Regions from separate parts of the Homo sapiens genome. Here region 1 is linked to region 2. Evidence: chromatin loops called from intact Hi-C (ENCODE). Cell type or tissue: ovary. All regions are shown on one strand. Each heading gives the region's core, and the rest is flanking DNA. Links, peaks and the distances in the headings are about the cores only. Region 1 overlaps RGMA (repulsive guidance molecule BMP co-receptor a). Region 2 has its middle 370 kb from the start of LINC02207.

Region 1 (10,570 bases), core at 1,206-9,205, 410 kb before region 2:
GTAAGGCACCATCTACAAACCAGACATCAAATCTGCCAGCACCTATCACTCTTGGACTTTTCAGCCTTCAGAACTGTGAGCAATAAATGTCTGTCATGTATAAGCCACCCACTTATGGTATTTTGTTACAGCAGCCCAAACAAACTAAGACACTCTCCCCTTGGGACACAAAGTCCTACTGGGAGAGCAATAGTGTGGTAAGCAGGCTGATCTGCTGATGCATTTTTTTTTTGTTTGTTTTTTGAGACGGAGTTTCATTCTGTCACCCAGGCTGGAGTACAGTGGTGCGATCTCAGCTCACTGCAACCTCCACCTCCCGGGTTCGGGCGATTCTCCTGCCTCAGCCTCCCGAGTAGCTGGGATTATAGGCTCATGCCACCACGCCCAGCTAATTTTTGTATTTTCAGTAGAAACGGGGTTTCGCTATGTTGGTCAGGCTGGTCTCGAACTCCTGGCCTCAAGCAATCCACCCACCTCGGCCTCTCAAAGTGCTGGGGTTACGGGCGTGAGCCACCGCGCCTGGCCGATGCATTTTTGAATAGCAGCTCTGATAGAAACAGTCTCATTTCTATAGCGACACAGATGTACCTGGACACTGCAGAGGGCCTTGGTCTCCCGAAACCTTAGTTACCCACTGAGGACTAACATTTCTAAAACAGCTGCAGTTCAAAGTATAAGGGGAAGAAAGAAGGAACAAAGAAAGTCTGGAGTGCAATAGTTCTTAGAACAGCGATCCTCAAACTTGAGCATGCATCAGAGCTCTCTGGAGGGCCTGCTCTAGAACACAGACTGCAGGGCCCCAGCTCCAGAGTAACTGCTTCTATAGGTCTGTGGTGGGCCTAGAACTTGCATTTCTAACCAGTTCCCAAGGAAGGCTAATGCTGCTGGTCCAGGGACCACACTTGGAGAACCACTGTGCTGAAGTACAGGACCCACACATAGTGAACAGGAAGCCTGGTGACATGTCCGAAACATATGCCTGGATGGATTTCTCTTGGAACTCTTTTCGAAAAAGTCACAATGGCTTCAAAGTTTAAAAAGCCATCTATTAGCTGTGATTTGAGTAGGATGCCATTTGTGGAATGCTCTTTTAAGAGTCCTTTCTGGCCTCCCTTCCTAGGTAGACGTGGACACTGTCTGCCTGTGCTGTCCCCAAAGAATCATCTAAACAGACACCCTTCCAGACCGCTTGACAGTGCAGGGGCCCTTTCTCATCACCAGGCTGTGGTCTGCCTGAGGGGCTTGGTTAGAAGGCTCCAAAAGTTGTCACTGAGTCAGGAACCCAGTAGGTTGGCCATCCACATGGAGTAAGTAAATGCAAACACTCGAAACACACAAACGCTCTCAGTGTAGCTGAGGTGAAGGCATCTTTCTCCACATAACTATGTTCGATTTAATTTGCACTCCTATAGGCTTACTCCTGGCAGCCATTCAAGCTGACTAGCACAGAACAAACCGAGGCTTTCACGCAGTTGCTCGGCCAGTTTCCACCTGTCTTCAACGGGAGAGGCCAAGGCACACAGGGGCCCCCAGTGTGTCTGGGTGCCTTCCACTTGCTGGGGCTTTATTTCTCGATCTCCCGCCTTGCTCTCCATCAGACCTGCAAGTTTTCTAACTTCATTCCTAAGCGGCCCCTCTCCTGGTCAATGTGTCAAAGAATGGGACAGTCTCTCTCTGTTGTGGAAATTTCCCATTTCATCCCTTACTTAAGAAACTGTCTTTTGACCCACATTTCTAGAGCACACAAGTTTTGGAGCCCCCAGTATATTTAGTTTTGGGGTACTGGAAGCTCAGTTTTCAGTCAGGTGGGCAATTTTGACTAAACGCAGCTGTCAAGCCCTCAAATGAGAAGAAACATTAGCCAGCTGGCGTGACAGGAGAGCAGCTATCAGTTCCATCGGCCAGGTTTTAGTTACCGGCCTTGACGCCAAAAAGAAATGGGTTTCTTGGAAACAAAAGTGATGGAATTTGGGCTGTGACTTATATAACCTACCAGTGTTCCTCAGCCTATGGCGGGATGCTTTAAAATAAAAGTTTTTAGGATGGAGAAATAAATCGAGAAACAACAAAACCACCACCACTCAGGCCATGCAGCCTCCTACCTCTGGAAACTTCTGCCAGGCCTTCCTTTCCTCTCCAGCCCCAAAAGGTAACAAGTGCTGCAGCTTTAAGAGCGGGAAGGTGTTGTTTTAAGGGCCTCTAAGCCCCTCTTCTCAATTTCAGCTTTGAGCTGAGATCACATCCCCCACGGCAGCCAAGGGACAAAAGCCATTTATCAACCCATCTGATAAAACTTCCAATGGGCTTGATCTTTATCTAGACCAAACCAAGAACACAAATTGCAAACTCCTGCTTTTCCAAAACGTTGACTTCTTCTTAAATAGGGTGATTTTTATTTTAATTTTGAATTCTTGGGAGGAAACCAAATTGGGCTGTTCAACCAGACTCTTAAGTAGGTGGAGAAACTGCCTTTTAAATACACTGGGGGTGAGGAGAGGGCACCCTGCTGTTTGATCCCCTGCGGAGGTTTTGACATTCCAAGCTGAGTACTTTTTGGGGATACCAAGATCCCTCACCCGACATCTTGTCCTTGGCCAGGCCTCCCTATGGAACCTAGGTCTGGAGAGCAGGTTGCGGCTCTCTGCGACCCTTCTGGGGTGCGCAGTGGTTGAGTAAGCCGGACGCACAAGTCTGAGCTGGCGCTGGGGGCCAGGAGCAGGGCTGGGACTAGGGGGTAAACTGATCCCTCGCTCCCTACTGTTCACTGTCTGCGTGGTCCGCCCATTGGGAGCCCCAACTCACAGCCAGGCCGAGCCAGACCTGCCCAGTTTTGCCAGTTCCTTGAAACCCAGTTGGCGGAAGAGCAAATCAAAATAACCCAATCCGAGTCTAAACTCAAGTCCTTTCTTGCAAAGCTCAGTAGTGCGCGGGGGCTGCGGCTCTACGCCTGGCTGTGGTGCGAAACAAGATGAAATTTTTTCAAAAAGACACCTCTGAACCCCGCAAACACAATGGAAACGGCTGGGAGATCCCGCCTTGCGCCGGGGGGGCCATTTGGCCCGTGACATTGTGTTTATTTGTATTTTTAGCAAGAAAAAAAATGGGTATAAAGGGCTTAACTGGCGTTTTCTGGCTGTGAGCAGCATATGGCAAAAATGAAATAAAGTTTTATGAAACATCATAAAGAAAACAGGCCGGGGATTTAAGTTGCATGCCTCCCCCCTCCCCCCGAAAGGAAAAAAAGTAAAGAAACTGGAGCGTTTGGGAAGGAACAAATGCTTCTCTGTGGAGTTGGTCTCCCTTCCCCCAACAAAAACAAGAGGTCCGGGCTCGGAGGAATTTGAAAGCAGCGATCTGCCAAAAACATTGTGAAAAACTATGGGGGATTCATTGGAAACAGATGGGCTTTTTCAGCTTTAATTCTGAAATTCTCTCCTTTTCTGACACAATAAAAACAAACAGGGGGCGACGCAGAAAGTTATCAAACAGGAACACCAGCTCATTTGAGCCGAGTCCGTGGGTGTCCCCGCGTGGCCAAATGGGTGGAAACGAGACGAGGTCTCCGGGGAGGGGGCTGTCGGGAACTCGGCTGGGACCTCAGGGGCGACCCTGGCTCCACCCCTGGGCACCCGGCAGGTTTGCAAACTGCTGGGCGAGGAGCTGAAGAAAGTGTCCCCAGCACCGAGGGCGTGCCTCCCCTTCTCCCCCTCTTCCCGAGCCCCTAGGAGGCACGTTCCCAGCCACCCCCTTTCTCGGAAAAAGGGAAGGGAGTGAGGCACCCCGGCCCCTGCGCCCTCCCCACACGGCTCCATCTCACGGCAACTCGGGCAGGGTGCCCCTCTCCGGGTCCCCAAGGGCAGGCATCGCACCCACGACGGGGTGCGGGAGAAACAAAAGACCCGTGGAAATAGGAGGCGGGGTCCGGAGGAGGTCCGGAGAACTTGAGCCCGGACTCACTCGCGCACATCTGGCCCAGCATTGAGGGGCGGCCCAGGGACCCGGCCCCGCGCGCCCGGCCGGCAGTGCCTTACCTGCGGGGAAGCTGCAGAGAAGGAAGGCGAGGGTCGGCCAGAATCCCAGGGCTGAACGTCCTGCCCCTCTCCCCATACCCATCCATCCAGCTCGGCCTGTTACCACTAGCCTCTCCCTGGAAGAAGAGTTCAGAAAAAAAGAAGAAAATAAATCACGCTGCGAAGAAAGGGCAGCCTCGCTCCGCCGGCGGGAGCAGCGAGCCGGGAGGCTCCGTCCACCTCGGCCGCGGGCGCCCGGCGCGCTCCCCTTCCCGCGCCGCCCCCCGCGCGCCCCTCCCTCGCCATCCATCACTCGGTTCTCCGCCAATGTCGACGCGGCCCCGCGCCCCAGCCGCCTGCGCACCGCCCCCTCGCGCTCGGGTTTCAGCGAGGCCGGCGAGGTAGCCGGAGGCGGCCGGGCGGGGACCCAGGCTGCCCGGCCGCAGCGCTCGCCGTGAGGACCTCGGAAAACCACGGCCCTAGATCAGAGGGCGCGCCACGCTCCCCGACCCTCGCGCCATCTCCAGCCCGCGGCTGTCCTTGCAAACCAGGCCCAGCACCCTTGGGAGGCCGCAGGGCATGAGGCGGGGCAGGACGCCCCCTTAATCCCCTCCACGAATATCCAATCCAAGTAGAAAAACTGTCCTTGGAGGCAAATCCCAGCCCTACTTTCCAACCAGACTGCCGACCCCAAGCTTCCACCGACGCCCCCTGGCTCATCAGTCGCACTCAGACGCGACACCGGTGCAGGAGGCTGAAAAACCCACTTCCGAGTTGTCTAGGTCTGGGCAGGATGGCTCTCTGCATCTCAGCTACTAACGCACCTCGAGGTTCCCGCCCGTCGTGGCCCCAGGCCACCCATCCTGACTGGGTTTGGCCTGCCTCCAGCACCCCCTTCAAGCACCTCGCTGCTTCCTGAAGACTTGCCCCGGCTGCGCCCCCGTGCTGAGGGCCTGCGGGCCTAACCTTGCCACCTTGGCACAGCTGCCACTCCAGAGAGATGGCTATGCCGGTCCGCGTGGCGCGCAGGGCCGGATGGTTTGGCGCTCTCTGCGAGGCCCGCAAGGCTGCACTTGGGAGGGCTTCAGTATGGTGACCTTTCCTAACTCTGTCGCTTATTTTTCTGGGAAAGAAACATCTCCTTCCCAAGGTTCCCTGGGCCCTGCAGTTCTGCTGCCGTTGTGATATTTAAGGGACTGGTAACTTCCCCTGAGAGACATCTTTTGGATGAAACACAAATAGTCCTGAGCAAGTGTTCTTAGTCAAACCAACTCCTCCCGCCACCCTCCTCACCTCACTCCCAAGCCTGCCCATCTGGTTCTTTGGGGAAAAACACCTCTGGGTTTTTATCCAATTTGGAGGTTTCTCTTAAGCACTATCACAGTCCTTACCTGCTGCAAAGGCCACACAGGCTTGTGCAAGGCTGCAGGGCTGCAGCTGCATTTGGGGTTCCGGCTGCCAGGTCGGGAGTGTGGAGAGGAGCAAGTTTGAAGGGAGGGGAGAAGGCCCTATGGCTGTGAAGACACAACCCCAGCAGCAAGACTTATGAATCTGGCTTCCACAAAACAGGTACACAAGGGGACCATACCTCAGCCAGCTGTGCAACAGGGCAACACGAAGCTGCTCTTCCCTTAGGTGGAAATGCCAGACACAACTCTTCTTTACGAGGGGGTGTCACTGTGTTTCCCTGAAATATTGAGGTCTCAGATCGACAAGCTCTAAATATTTTTCCCCCAAACCAGGGTTCATTTCAGGACGGGTCTGCAAAATGCTACGGTTTTCCCAGTGAAAGCCCACCATCGAAAATGCTCTTCCTTTCAAGCTTGGCCAGTCCTGGGGCCCGACCCAACAATTTATTCTGCAGCATCACCGAACGGCAGCCCATTCCAGCGGCCACCGGGGCACGCTAAGCAGGCACTGTGCCAGGCTGCACAGAGGTGACCAAGTGGCCTTTCCACTAATTAACACCATTTGCTAGAGTCTGCCTTTCACGAGCTAGTTCTAGAGTCTCTCGCCAATGAGAAGGGATCACTGGCATTCCAAGTCACCTGGACAGTAATTAACCACCGTCACTGCTGCAGCATGTCCAGGTTGGAGACCAGGGCTCAGGATCCAGAGGAGGCCATGCAGCCCGCAGAAGCCCAGAAATCACGCCCTTCTGGGGCTGCCCTTGCCCAAGAATGGACTTTTCACAGCAGGACTTTTTTTTTTTTTTTCAATGAGAACAGAAAAAAGAAATCTTCAACTATGTTACAATTTAAAAGCAGGAAAAAAAAAAGGAGTTTCTCCCTCCCACGTCAGGAAATGTCATCCAATATTCTTAAAGAAAGGATAACTAAATAAAATACATGTGCAGCATATTCTGCAATTCCATTACATACAGTAGTTTTTTTTTCCAAAGCTATTTTAAGTATTGTTAATATAAAGCAGTTGCACAAAAAGCAAAGGTGCTTTGACAAACAGGTGTATGCACTGATTCCTTTTTAGGAACAGTATCTAAAAAGAACCCGTCGTCCACACTGCCCCAAAAAAGACAAAGATTCATACAGACACATTGGGATATATGTACAACATAATGAACCCCATCCTAAAGAAGCAACTGAGATAACCCCCAGAGAATACAGAATCAGAATTGTGAAAAATCATAGTGAAGTTTGCTTGCTGTAAAGCCTGAGAATTTTTTTTTTTTCAGTTGGTTCTTCTCGCAGCAGGACTTTTAACCTCTACATTTCAGTTTCTTCATCTGTAAGGATCGGGCTGATAATATTGTCACTCCAAGACTACAACTGAATAGAACTCGGAAGAGGCCCCAGGCCATGGGAGTTCCAGTGTCCCTGCCGGGAGACGGGTACTGGCTGCCTTTTTAGGAGGAGACCCCAGTCTTGCGACATGAGCAAATAATTTGGGAAAGGGGCACAAAAGGCTTTTTTTCCCCCCCTTTCTTGAGGAGAAATGTCTGAGGCTGAATTTGGACATCTTCAAAGTGGGGACTTGGCCATCACACAGTTTAGACTATCATGAGAAATCTAGCCCCAGCTAGAGCAGTATGGCGTTGTGTTGACCTTGAGGAATCTAGCTATACTGGCTAAACCAACCAACTTTTAAACAGCTCCCCAACTCTCTGCAGGAATAAAAAATTCCTAAAACGTTAGATTTGAGAACTCAGCACTCCGTTCGCCATAGAAACTCATTTAACTCAAAAGTGTAGTTGACTTCAAACAAACAGCCCCATAGAGTCTAACCAAGTATGTGGTGTCCCCTAGGCTACAGCTTAGACCTGGGGATAGAGACACTCTCATGCATGACTCTTGCCCCTTTTCTTCAGCACTGGCTGTGGAGGCCTCAATCCTGAGCATCCCCCTCCACCTTCTCTCCCTTTCCACTCTGGGGGTAGCTATTTGATGGGGGGAAAGGGGTCAAGGGGCTTCTGAAAGGAAGGGTTCTGCATACGGCTGAAGTCTTCTCAGGGGCAGTGATAGTCAGGGGTTCCAACTTTGCCTGCTTCTAGGTATGAACAGAGTGTTCTCAAATCTAGGGCCTGAGTCATCAGTCAACAAATATATATTCAGGACCTGCTGCAGGCTAGACCTTGGGGGATAAAGAAATAAGACAGTCCCTATTTCTGAATTGCTGGTAGAAACAGATAATAGAGAAAAATGAGTGCTAAAGGAGAGGTGAGGAGTGAATGACCTTTACCAAAAAAGGTGGTGTCTTTCAAAATAATGGCTAATATTTTGACGTATTTTTACATTGTGTCAGATGCCAGCTGAGTACTTTACATTTCTAGAAACTTTCAGCTAATGAAGATTCTATTACCATCCTCATTTTGCAGATGAAGAAACTGAGGCTGGGAACGCTTAAGTACGCACCCAATAAATGGCTAAAAAATGCCAAGCCAAGCTGGCCGAACCCCATGCTTGGCGTACTGTGTGTGCCATTCATTCCAATGGTGGTGAGCAAGTCCGCACCGGGCTTAAAGTCAAGGCGAGACAGATTACTTAACAATCACTTTCAATAAAGCATAACACAGACTCTGACAGGGGAGACACAGAACACAGGCGCCAGGGGGCTCCAGCCCAGCTTGGGGTGCAGGGAGGGGAAAGAAGCTTTCCCAGTGTAGGAGTATGCCAGGGGAAGTTGACGGGCAAGGGAGGGGATGGCAGGGAGAAAACTCCAGGCAGAAGGAACACCCAGCACGCCAGGAACAAAGTGTGCTTTACCTGAGGATCTGCAAAGGCTGAAGTGCGGCTGTAGAAGGAAGAGGTGAAGCTGGAGAAACAGAGCAAAGAGCTTGGGGGAGCCTGTGAAGCACCTGGGAGCCCAACCCAAAGCCTCAAGAAGGGGAGGGATTTATTCTTTTGGGAGACCACTGTGGGAGATGTAAAAAGATTAGAGTTGCCCAGGCCCTTCTCCAAAGCAGCTATATCTGAATCTCTGTGGGGTAGAGCCTGGGCATCAGCATTTTTAAGGAGCTCCCTTAGGCGATTCATGTCTAGGGGAATAGCTGGGTTTGTAAGTTCTATCAATCTCGGGCCCATGCCCTCCTTGCTGCTGGCAGGTGCACAGAAGACCCAGGTCTGTCAGTTTCTGCCCCTTGGGATTAAAGTCAAGCCAAGACAGATAACCTAACAATTACTTTCAATAAAATGGTGATTGCAAGTGACTCAAGCTGGACCAATCAGAATCTTTCTTGAGATTGTTGCTACAGAAGCTTCAGTTCTGGTCCGACTCCAACATAGGATCGGTTTAGGGCAGCAATCTTGTGCGAGGGTGAGTGTTTATGAGTGTTAGTAGTTGAGGCAGCATTTGAGGACGTGACATAGTGTGTGTGTGTGACAGCTGCCCTGTCGCCCAGGAGGCTGGAGCGCAATGGTGCGACCTCGGCTCACTGCAACCTCCGCCTCCTGGGTTCAAGCAATTCTTGTGTCTCAGCCTCCTGAGCTGCTGGGATTACAGGCACACGCCACCACACCCGGCTAATTTTTGTACTTTCAGTAGAGACAGGGTTTCACCATGTTAGCCAGGCTGGTCTCAAACTCCTGGGCTCAAGTGATCTGCCTGTCTCTGCCGCACAAAGTGCCGGGATTATAGGTATGAGCCGCTGTGCCCAGCTGACATCTTGTTTTTACTTAAGTTGTATTTTATCAGGTGAGCTTTTTGGGGAGTGATGAAGACTTTATTTAGGCTAAGCCTCCCCAAGCCACTCTTCAGCATATGACTCTCCTGCAGCTCTTCCTGAGCTCCTGTGAGCTACCCTAGTACCTCTTCCAGCTATGGAAGCTGAGAAAAATTCCTTATTTTGCTGAAACTAGCTTGATCTAGATTTCTCTAACAGATCCCTGTCTAATATGGAGGAAACGACCCAACACTGGTTCCAGGTATTTTTGCCAACCTCGCAAGCGTAGGGATATGTTACCAATGGCTCTTAATCCACCATTCACTTACTGACCAAGAATTTGACAACATTTCTTGAGTAACCACCCATTCCCCCATGTCCTGAAAAATGTTTGTCCAGACCATGTCTTGAGGAACTGAGTTGCTTCAATTTACAACTCAGAGTGTGAGAACGGATCCTTATTTTTAATTTATCCTTCAAATTCCTCTTTCAGACTTTAAGGGCCGTCCTGGGGTCTGGTCATCTCAGATTTGATGAATCAGTACTTGTTCTCTCTCTCCATAACCTTCAAGGTTTTATAGACTTTGATCATATCGCCTTTCTGGCTTCATCTTTCCACACTAAAACCCTTAAGGTACAAAGCAGCCCGGCCTCTTGCGAAGAACTTCAGGTGATGACATTGCTCACCTTCTGCAGTTCTGAGAGATTTTTCTCAAGGGGAAGAGAATACAACTGCCAGGTTTGGGTAGAGCCCAGGTAGAATACTATTTTTCGCTTGTTTTCCAATATCGTTTCTGACAGTATTTTAGCATTTTCTGAACACTTGGTCCTGAGTGGCCTGTAGCAAACAAACATTTTGCAAAGACCCCAAGGATCCTCCTTTGTGGCTATAAACAGACTGGACAAAGTCCATTTTCCTGTAATTTGGATTATGTTCTCATAAATGCATTAACAGACTTGCGCCTGCAAAAGCTTAATATGCATGTTCTTGCTAACTCCTAAGCTCATCCTGCAGTTAATCACCATTTGTTTGCCATCTCTGCATAGTCTTCATTTCATCCCAAAGCCTGGAACCATCTGAGCTTTCTCTTCTTCAGATAATCCATGTAAATTTAAACTAAGTCTGGATGCACCCACGTTCCTGGGGGATCCTCACTGTTAATAATTCTTCATCCAGAAAAGTACCTGTTTATCCTATTTTTTATTTCTTGTCTCTAAGGATAATTCTGATCCACGGCAATTTCCCCGCACATGCTGGAGAGACTTACTATTGTAAATGACCTTTGGGATGGAACTTTGTCAGAAGGAATTTTGAAAGTCTAAACAGAATTCATCCTGGGTTTCTCCCTCGTCTCCAGGCCTGTTTCTGACTCCTTAAAGAATGCTAATAGATTGGTTGGGTTTCATGTTCTTTTTAGAGAACACATTGTGCTTCGTTCAGCTA
Region 2 (10,570 bases), core at 1,058-9,057:
CATGGTTTGTTAGAATCAGAATCCGAATAAAGCCCATACGTTAGCTTTGGTTCTTTCAATCGCCAATTCCGCCCTTCCCCAGTTTATTCTGCCATGACAAGTCGTGATCACTGGGTTTATACTCTCCTCTTTTTTTTTTTTTTTAATTTTACTTTAAGTTTTAGGGTACATGTGCACAACGTGCAGGTTAGTTACATATGTATACATGCGCCATGTTGGTGTGCTGCACCCATTGACTCGTCATTTAACATTAGGTATTGGGAGGAGTCAAAAGGCAAGGTCAAAGGTTAAAGATCGTCTCTGTCTTGACAGGTATTTTGATGGCTCTCCATTGCGTATTTGTAAGTGTCTAAACCCTTCCATTTACACTTTAACACATCAACTTTTCATTCTTTTACAGAAGAGACACTTTGTTGCAGGGACTTTCTGAGGACCATGATGAGAAGAACTAAGATGGTGTATGTGCAATGCTTAACCCTACCCAGTACACAGAACATACTCAAAAAGTTTATGGATTCTTTTTTTTTTTTTTGAGACGGAGTCTCTCTCTGTCCCCCAGGCTGGAGTGCAGTGGCGCCATCTCGGCGCACTGCAAGCTCCGCGTCCTGGGTTCACGCCATTCTCCTGCCTCAGCCTCCCGAGTAGCTGGGACTACAGGCGCCCACCACCACGCCCGGCTAATTTTTTGTATTTTTAGTAGAGAGGGGGTTTCACCGTGTTAGCCAGGATGGTCTCGATCTCCTGACCTAGTGATCCACCGGCCTCAGCCTCCCAAAGTGCTGGGATTACAGGCATGAGCCACCACACCCGGCCAAGTTTATGGATTCTTAATTGGTAGTGATCATTATGATCATTGCATCTTAGAAAGCGGGTCTTTGGGTCAGCGGACTTACACTGGAAATCTGCATTTTCTCCTCGTCATCAAGCATGTTACTGAAGGAGCATCTCTGAGTCTCCCTTTCATCAGTGATGAAGTGAGAGTGATATGATCTCTTAGCACTTTGAGAAAGAGAGATGCTGTGGATAAAACACATATAGCATTACTGGACACAAAATAGGCCTTCAACAAATGGTAGTATATATACCACATACGTAAAATACATATCATCCATGACCACCCGTCTTATTTCTCTCTCTCTGTCTGTCCCTCCCTCCCTAGCTTTATCTTCCCTGTCTTTCAATTCCTGCTGCATGTGGATAGGACTCTAAATACATTTCAGTGTATACATGGTATAATGGAAAGAATCTTTGTTGAGTATTCTAGGTCTGAACTCATCTTTTAGTAGTAATCTACCCTCAGGCAATTCATGCTACTTGCTTGAGCGCAGTTTATTCACTTGTGAAACAGGAATAATTGTGTCTGTTCTGAGACCCTTACAAGGTGAGTGTGATGCTCACGTAGGTGCCACAGGGTGAGAGGGCTTTGAGACGGTGAAAGCGCCAACTGACAGGCTAAGTCCGAAGTACACTGAGAGGGCTTTAAAGAAACGAATACAAATTCCAATGACATGAAGTAATTCATAAGCATTGTCTTTTAAAAAAAATCATGTTCATCTTCTCTGGTTTACTTGGTTTTCTTTGCCATTGAATTATTCCACCAGGATTTGCTCTCTTTTGAGGATCAAGAGCCACAGAATGCTAAAGGGAGGCAGAGTCTCGGAGGTCCCCTGTGAAGTGGGAAATCACCTGGATGCAGTGGGGCCCTTCAAGTGCATCACCAAAAAAAACCATCCCAGAAGGTAGGGAACAGAAAGCCTCAAATACCAAATTAAGATGTTCTCATCAGACAGCTTAATAAACTAGTTTAAAACACACAGAAGTAAGGGGAAAGAGATGAAGACTAACACACCTGGGGTAGGGTACAGGCAGGGTTGAAAGGGCCAGACTCCAGTCTTGTATTACAGGGGTCCCCAACCCCCCAGCCATAGACTGGTACTGGTACCAGTCCGTGGCCTGTTTGGAACTGGGCCACACAGCAGGAGGTGAGTGGTGGGCGGACGAGCAAGCAAAGCTTCATCTGTATTTACAGCCAGTCCCCAGAGCTCACATGACCCCTGAGCTCCACCTCCTGTCAGATCAATGGTGGCATTAGGTTCTCATAGGAGCAGGAACCTATGATAATTGTGAACTGCACGTGTGAGGGATCTAGGCTGTGTGCTCCTTATGAGAATCTAATGCCTGATGATCTTCACCCTCTCCCATCACCCTTGGATTGGACTGTCTAGTTGCAAGAACACAAGCTCAGGGCTCCCACTGATTCTATATTATGGTGAGTTGTATAATTATTTCATTATATATTACAATACAATAATAATAGAAATAAAATGCACAATAAATGTAATGCGCTTGGATCATCCTGAAACTATCACCCTGCCACCCCAGTCCTTGGAAAAATTGTCAAATTGTCTTCCACGAAACCAGTCCGTGCTGCCAAAAAGGTTGAGGACCACTGCTGTGTTAGACGATATGTATAGCCCCCCACCCCCTTTCTCTGTGTCTGTCTCTCACTCTCACACTCTGACACTGGGGTTATGAAGAGGACAAGATTTAATAACAAGGGGGCCAACAGATGGAAGGTACCTGAGGCAGACACACGCATTTGTTTTTGTGAGCCATGGAGACAGGTGTGCTTGGTCCCAGCCGCAGCTTGCCAGTGAGCCGGCTGGCTTTTATCTGTGTTTCAGGCCAATGATCCTCAACCTTTTTGGCACCAGGGACCAGTTTCATGGAAGACAATTTTTCCATGAATCAAGGGTGGGGTAGGATTCAGTGCATTACATTTATTGTATACTTTATTTCTATTATTACATTTTAATATATAATGAAATAATTATACAACTCCTCATAATGTAGAATCAATGCCCTGAACTTGTTTTCCTGCAAATAGATAGTTCCTCTGGAGGTGATGGGAGACAGTGACAAATCATCAGGCATTAGATTCTCATAAGGCACACGCAACCTAGATTCCTCGCGTGCGCAGTTCACAGGAGGATTTGTGCTCCTATGAGAATCTAATGCTGCGGCTGATCTAACAGGAGACGGGGCTCAGGGGGTTAATGCTTGCTTGCTCACTGCTCACCTTCTGCTGTGGAGCCCAGTTCCTAACAGGCAGGAGCCCAGGAGTTGAGGACCCCTGTTTTAGCCAGAGGATAGGCAGAACCAAAATGGGTGTTCCCCATGAGTGGGCAATTTAAGTCCCAGTGAATTTTGAGTGCCTCAAGTATATTTAGTGTAACTTTTGATCCTTCCATCTTTCCCATCTTCCACCTGCACCCATGTGCTCAGCCTACCTCATCTTTGTGTAACTCACCTCACTCTACTTCATTTCTTCTATGATCATTGGCCTGTTTCTGTTATTTTCTAGAGATGCATCGAACATCTTTAAACAATAGAGCCAACATCTATCACAGCACATATTCCAGCACTCTCATGTGAAACAAGTGTGAACTGAGGACCTGAGTGCAGTGTGAGAGAAGCAAGCCTGGGACATAGCCCTTCTTACTCCTAGTTCAACACAATCCCCATGATCTTTTAACTTTCTTCCTGTTCTCAGGGTGAGATAAAGAGGAATAGAGACCTGGCTAAGCCATCTGAAACAAACAGACAAGCAACTCAGCACTACAATGGGACTTTTTGGATATATTTGGAGGCAAAGGAATATCAGTTCTTGTCAACCTTCATTTTGCAGACTGTGTGATGTAGCAGAAAAAAGCCAGAGAGATGTGGGTGGAAACCCCAGCCTTTCTATTTGGCGAAATAACTTGACCCTGGGAGAGTTCCTCCTTTTTTAGCCTACAAAATTAGTAGGAGAATAGAGTTATTATGAAAATTATACGAGAAAGAGTATGCAAAGTGCTAATCATTGAGACTGGCTTAAAGCTAGGACTCAAATAAATATGAGTTCTGCTATTTTTCCACATACCTCTTCTCACTTCTTCATTGTAAGCTTCAATTTGTCCCCAAGCCAATGGCATTCACTGTTCCCATTAGTCTCCTGCTAAAATTTTGACTCAAGGTGGTGACAGGGAGTGATGCTGTGTTTGGCCGTCCCACCTGACAATGAGAGGGACTGAATTATGGCGGGAACTCTTCGGCCAAGGGTTGCTTTCTGCTAGGTCTCTTCGGGGGATGCTTCATTCTAGAGGCCAAGAGCGCTTCAAAGAAGGACCAATAAATTGTGCTGGGGGCTGACAACCACACTGCCAAGGGCAGAGTTGCACATGGCAGGCCTTCTTCTTCCTTTAGAAGAACTCTCAACCCCTGGGGTAGAGTTTCCTGTAAGTGTGGGTGTTAAAATGGTTTGTTTTGGTGTTGTTTTTGATACATGCAACTCCTTCCAGAGGCTAAGACATGAAAAGTCCTGCCAGGAAATCATCACTGAGGAATAAATAATATCATAACCCTCTCCTGAAGCCCAACAGTTATTCTCCACACACTCATCCTCCAACACCCTGTCCCAGTTGCCAGCTCCAAACTTATAGAAGTCTCAGCAAACAGGCATGAGGCAGAAACATGTTCCAAAGCTGTCTTGGCTCAGCAGGGTCCACCCATGCTAGCTAGGATGGGGAGAATTCCAAGGTAAACAGGCTGCGTTATCACTCCAGACTTTCTTGGCAGGAACAAACCGGTTTCCAGCCCCAAAACATATTTTGTGTGGATAATGGACAACTAGTTACAGAGTAAACACATGAGGAGTTCGCAGGTGTTATGTTCCTTTGTGTTCGCCAACCAGATGTTCTTGTGTGGGACTGGCGTTTTCCGCCCCCTGGGTGTCCCATGCTGAACTGAAAGTCATTCTTTCTTCCCCCTCTCAATGACATCAAGAAGAATTCTCACAGGATATTTCCCAAAATGAGCTGTAGATTTCACTTGCAAACAAGATTAAACTGTTTCTGTCAATTTCTTTCTTTCTTTTTTCTTTTTTCCTCAATCTGGATTATTCCAAGTAGCATTAGTCAAAATAAACATGTAAATCTTGACCTTTAGAAAAGTAACTACTATAGCAGAGTTATAAAAGTTACCTTAGGGAACTCAGGCTGTGAAATTGATGCCCGTGTCCTCGTGCTCTGGGTTGGCACTGGGTGCTGTGGACGCCACCTGTGCATTGCTACAAATCAAGGCCAAAGGTGGAACATGCCAGTGCTATTTCCACCGCTCCTGGTCAAGGCATCTGGCATGCTGGGGCCATTTGAAGAGGTTTGGACAGTATGTTCTCCTTATGGCCTACTGTGCTATGGATCCATGGGTCAGTTTGGAGAAAGCTGAGTGCTTCTAGAATATCTGACAGATCGAAGTGGGGCAGTGAGGTGAATGAACTTGGGTTTAGGAAATGAAACTTCATCAAACTGTGTCTGAAGTCAATCTCATGTGTCATTAGCCTTGAAAGGTTCTACCTGGTTCTCGTTGAACAAGTCTTGGCCTGGGCCCTGAACTTGCTTGGCTGTAGCAAGGGAAGATTACACAAAACCTCTTTTGCTGTCACGCCTTATCACTCCTCGAGCAGAAAGGAGTTCCTCGTTTTTCCATGCCACCTTTCCCAACACAGGAGTAGCGCCGGGCCAGGTCTCCTCAGTCGCTGAGTCTTGGTGTCATCCAGGCTTCCTATGACACGCTCAGTGCAAGGCAACTTGAGCTGCTCAGGCAGCCTGCTGTGTAGGATCCTCTGGTCTTTCCCCAGTGATGATAAAAAGAGGTAGCCCTAAAATGTGTGAGACATTAAAGGTTGATTGTAGAAGATACACGCAGCATGGTTGGCTGCATAAGAAATTCAATGACGGCTGGGTACCGTGGCTCATGTTTGTAATCCCAGCACTTTGGGAGGCTGAGGTGGGCATATTACGAGGTCAAGAGATCGAGACCATCCTGGCCAACATGGTGAAACCCTGTCTCTACTGAAAATCCAAAAATTAGCTGGGCGTGGTGGTGTGCACCTGTATTCCCAGCTACTCGGGAGGCTGAGGTGGGAGAATCGCTTGAACCAGAGCCTCCCAAGGTGCACCAGAGGTTGCAGTGAGCCAAGTTTGCACCACTGGACTCTAGCCTGGCGACAGAGTAAAACTCCGTCTCAAAAAAAAAAAAAAAAAAAGAAAAGAAAAAGAAATTCAATGACACATGTGCTATGTGCTTCTCAAAACACTACAGTTATAAGATCTTATTTGATCCTAATTAATAATACCTTATGCTACTGTAAGTGCTTGTGGTTTATAAAACACTCTGGCTTACTTTATTTAACTCTCAGCACAAATTTGTGAGGCAGGTGGAATTAGGCTCGCTTTACTGGTGAATTACCTTGGTCTCTGGGAGTTTATGTGATTTACCCAAAGTCATTTGCCAGTCAGTGGCAAAGTCCAACTCAAACTTCAGCCTCTTAACTCCAAATCCAGGGCTTTTCCCAGCAGGTTGGGAGTTCAGTGGAGTAGGTGCCACTGTTCACGTTTTGTAGATGAGAACGTTAAGCAGGGATTACATAACTTGCCAACAAAAAGTAATTTGTGATAGAATCTAAGAAATAATGCACATTTCCTGACTTCTAATCTGGTGCTCTTGCCGCCTCTCTGGGAAGCTTTTGGGGGGGATAAGTGAAGGTGGGAGAGATTTTGTGATCATTGGAAAAGAAATCTAATATAGAAATCCTATCCTAAAGGACATCACAAATTTGCAGAATGCATATCATCGTAATGTATAAAATATATTAGTGGTTAAAAAAAAACTCTGCTCATCCACTCCATTTATGGAATTTATTGCCTAACTGTCTTTTTATACCATGGCAGTGTTTGTGTGTGAAATGTGTCTAACTTGTGGAAGCTATAATTTTGTATTCAAGACATGATGGGTAATTATATATAGGAGTTGCACTTGAATTTCCCATCTACTGACAAAAATGATGGAATCAGCCACAGCATTGTGATTTCCTTTCAGTGAAATGCATTTGCTTTCCTTTTCAATTAGTTTTATGGACAAGATTCAAAGATTGCTCTAGACTGAGAGAAAGTGGTGACTGGAATTAGCTTTGTCACATGCGGAAGGACTGGCATTGCTTCCTATCAGTGCACATTCAGGCAGGAACACACATCTGGGGGAGAATGCAGACACTCCACATGGCAGTTCTGGTTGGCGGGATGTTGGCTGTTAGGTTCGTCTGGCCCACATCCAAGTGGGCTTACTGAGTGAGGCACAGAAGGCGACTCTCCAGGGCACTTTACTTCTAACGAGTGGACCTCTCCCCTAGGCCAGGTCAAGAGGCACTGCTGTGGGGATTCTCTGATGCCATGCACTTATTGTATTGCCTGGCCTCCTCTCAACTTTACCAGCAAGCTCTTATATGTCTATTTCCATGACAATTGTACTTCAAGGGCCTAACATGGTGGCTGACATCAAGCAGAGACTGATGTAAAGCTACTGAATAAATGCATGGAAGAATGACAGGCAAATCTTAGGATAGGGCATTATAGTGATGCCTTGTGTGTCCCCATAAGCTCAACATTTCAATCTACTCAAAATTCAGCCCAACTTGGAGGATGGCAGCTTTTCTTTCTGTAAGTAAAATCAGGTAGCCATTTGACTGTTGACAGACTTGTTCTTGGGCAAGTTACTTAAATTTCCTGGGCTTCACCAGATAGAATAGGGGTGAAGGTGTCTGATAGCAGCCCCGTCGTTGAAATGAATCAAGTCTAAGCACCTTGGGAGAGCTGCCAAGATCTTCCTGTTGGTGCCCACCTTTGTGGTAAGCTCTCAATGACACACAACTTACTCCTTGCTGCCTGCTGGACATGCCATGCCCTCTTTTCCATCTGCAGTGTATGTCTTGCTCTCCCTGGGGCATGCCCTTCCTCTGTTCTCTTTGCCTGGGAAACTTCTTCACATATTTGGTGACTCGGATCGAATGCTACTCTTTTTTTTTCTTCTCTCAAAAAATCCTTCCTCACTGCTGCTTGTACCTGCTTTAGCATTTTGTTTATGTAAACGTTATTATATTGATCACTGTATTAGTCCATTTTCATGCTGCTGATAAAGACATATCGGAGACTGGGAAGAAAAAGAAGTTTAATTGGACTTACAGGTCCACATGGTTGGGGAGGCCTCAGACTCATGGCAGGGGGTGAAAGGCACTTCTTACATGGCAGTGGCAAGAGAAAAATAAGGAAGAAGCAAAAGCGGAAACCCCTGATAAACCCATCAGATCTTGTGAGATTTACTCACTACCATGAGAATAGCATGGGAAAGACCGGCCCCCTTGATTCAGTTACCTCCCCTTAGGTCCCTCCCATAATATGTGGCAATTCTGGGAGATACAATTCAAGTTGTGATTTGGGTGGGGACACAGCCAAGCCATATCAATCACCTTTAACTGGCATTACTGGAAATTCTTGACTGGCTCTTTTAAAGGGTAGATGCTGTATTCTATTAATTTTGGTATCCTCTAAGCCTAGTAAAATGCCTGGTATAGATTAAATGCTTAAATCTTTGTAAGATAAGTAAATGACTGTCTGAATGAATGAGAGAGAAATAGAAGTAGGACGACTATCACATTTTTAATTTTTCAAAAAAGGTGAGATGATTTACCCACAATTTAAATCAATAGAGATTCCTAGTATGTCCTTACCAGGTGAGAAGCTTCTGGAATCCCAAACACCCAGCTCAGTTTTGTTGACTGGATGAAAGGATGTATAAGCAAATAGTGAAGATTCTTTTGCAAAAATGTAGTTTGACTTTTGTCTCCATTTATTTATTAATTTAGCTTACGTTTAGTGATCTTTGATTATATGCTTTCCCCTGTGCATTCCTTCTCCTCATCTCTGTCTAATCCCAAGCACTGGGGCTGCTAATATCCTTATAATATCATGAAAGTTGATACAGGGAAGTTTAAAAACTTTGTGAAATATGATACCAGGCAAAGGTTCACAGGTTCTTTTTAAGGCTGACTTCCCTTCCTTGGTTTCTAGCATCCGAGATCATTAAAAATAGATAGCATTGTAGACATTTTAAATACCTATCTTACTTTATTTCCACCATTAGTTTTGCTGTTTCTTCCTGTGGTCCTCTGAGGTTGAAGAGAGAAACCTCAAGGTCATTTTCAATATCAGGCAGTCTCACTGCTCAGGGCATGCTTTCCTATGTGTAGGTTTCTTTATTCTCCCATTCTGCTTCTTTTCACAAAAATGTGGTTTGCAAAAAATCCATATCGTTTACTCAAAACATAGGGTTCTAAAACTTGAGACACTGGGATCAATCTAACCATGCTATTTGGATTTAAAATGTGGGGAGGATATCCAGCTAGGTGAGCTATCTGATCATGAGTTCAAGATTGAAGGCTCTTTTTTTGATATTGGCATTTCAGCATCAAATGGGCAGCCTCTTCTCTGATCCTAATGTTCTCTCCTTTTAATAAGGCAGGTGGGACACGACTAAAAATTTCACTTATCCCAGCACCAATGCAGCCCCACCCACTTTGATTTGCTTTCCTGTAGCATTTATAGCCACATCTCTTTTTCAATCAAGTTTCTAAAGAAACTGGATTGCAAGTTTCTTTAAGTCATGGACTTCCCTTGCTCATCTTCTCTTTCCCACTCCAAAGTCTATGGCAATGTGTAACACAATAAATGCAGACTGTCTCAAAAGGATAACAGCTCCCTCAAAAGTGTCAAGATGAAGACATCAGAGCATGCTGACATTTTTATTCTTCTTAATTCTCGTGCACACCAATGGCTGGAGGCCTTCCATTGTCTCCTGGTCTGAGTGCTCTATGTATGCTTGTCAAAATAATGAAAATGTCTGGCTGTGTCATTGATCAAACCTCATGGAGTGAAGAAACAAGCCTCGGAAGGGTTGGCTCTGCTTTCAAAGGTACCGGACACCAGGCTGCTGGTGCAAAGTCCCTTGTGAAAGGCTGGCCCAAATGACAAGCTGTAAAGGTCCAGACTTTCAGTTATGCTCTGTAACAGTGTCTGAAATCAATATCCATAGCGCAGAAGGTGGTGGAGGATCAGAGGCTTGCAGTGCTGCCTCTGACATTTCAGGAGCATCTCAGTTGTCCCCCAGGGTGGTCTCGTCTCATTCCAGCCCAGAATGGTGCTGGGCGGGGGGAGCCCGAGCTCTTCTCTTTAGAAATCTTGGAGCAGTTTTTGATCTGTGCAAATCATCGGGAGGAAAAGAGACCCGGAACCCTTGGCTTGTGTTTTGTTCTAGCAGAGCCAGTTTTAAGTGAATTGATTTGTAGGGCTGCTGCCACAAAAAGAGTGATTCCTTTTGCTGCTGGGTGAGAGAAACAGTAAAATGAGGCTGTTCTTGATGGATCCCTAGGGCCAACCCATGCGAGAGGTGGATGGCCAGCCTTGCCAGTGGGCAAGAATACCAGTAAGCTCCTGGAGTACATTTCTTGTGCAAAATATCCAGTGCAGTGTCTGGCAGAGCACTGATGCTCCTGAGGATTAGGGCCCTTGTCTAATGCGGTGACATCTAAGTCTTCTATTGACATTAATATTATGTGTCCCTATTTTATGCAAGATGTGTATAGGCCCGTGGTATACTTGTGAAATATGGAGCTATTTTTGGCAATTTTCAAAGGGCCAGG

What was found. Peaks named below come from ENCODE experiments on the same cell type or tissue, not always from the same donor. Only the 100,000 strongest peaks of a DNase experiment are listed, where the experiment ranks them.
Region 1: a loop joins it to region 2, with 2.0 times the contacts of the local background. A loop is called at or near these places in 9 of 110 quality-filtered maps.

Annotation. Positions count from the first base shown.
Region 1 is chr15:93,068,885-93,079,454 of GRCh38, forward strand. RGMA (repulsive guidance molecule BMP co-receptor a) reads right to left here. Exons shown (of 4, transcript NM_020211.3): 2 at 4,032-4,147. Among named protein-coding and RNA genes, the nearest start is that of RGMA, 15 kb to the right of the region's middle. RefSeq lists a silencer at 4,621-4,759 and an enhancer at 4,916-5,673. In ovary, for the core only: no CTCF peak of the experiment used is centred there; DNase peaks (open chromatin) are centred at 4,367 and 4,882; H3K4me3 peaks cover 2,791 bases; H3K27ac peaks cover 2,671 bases.
Region 2 is chr15:93,481,490-93,492,059 of GRCh38, forward strand. No RefSeq gene overlaps it. Among named protein-coding and RNA genes, the nearest start is that of LINC02207, 370 kb to the right of the region's middle. In ovary, for the core only: a CTCF peak has its summit at 4,768; a DNase peak (open chromatin) is centred at 4,522; H3K27ac peaks cover 2,640 bases.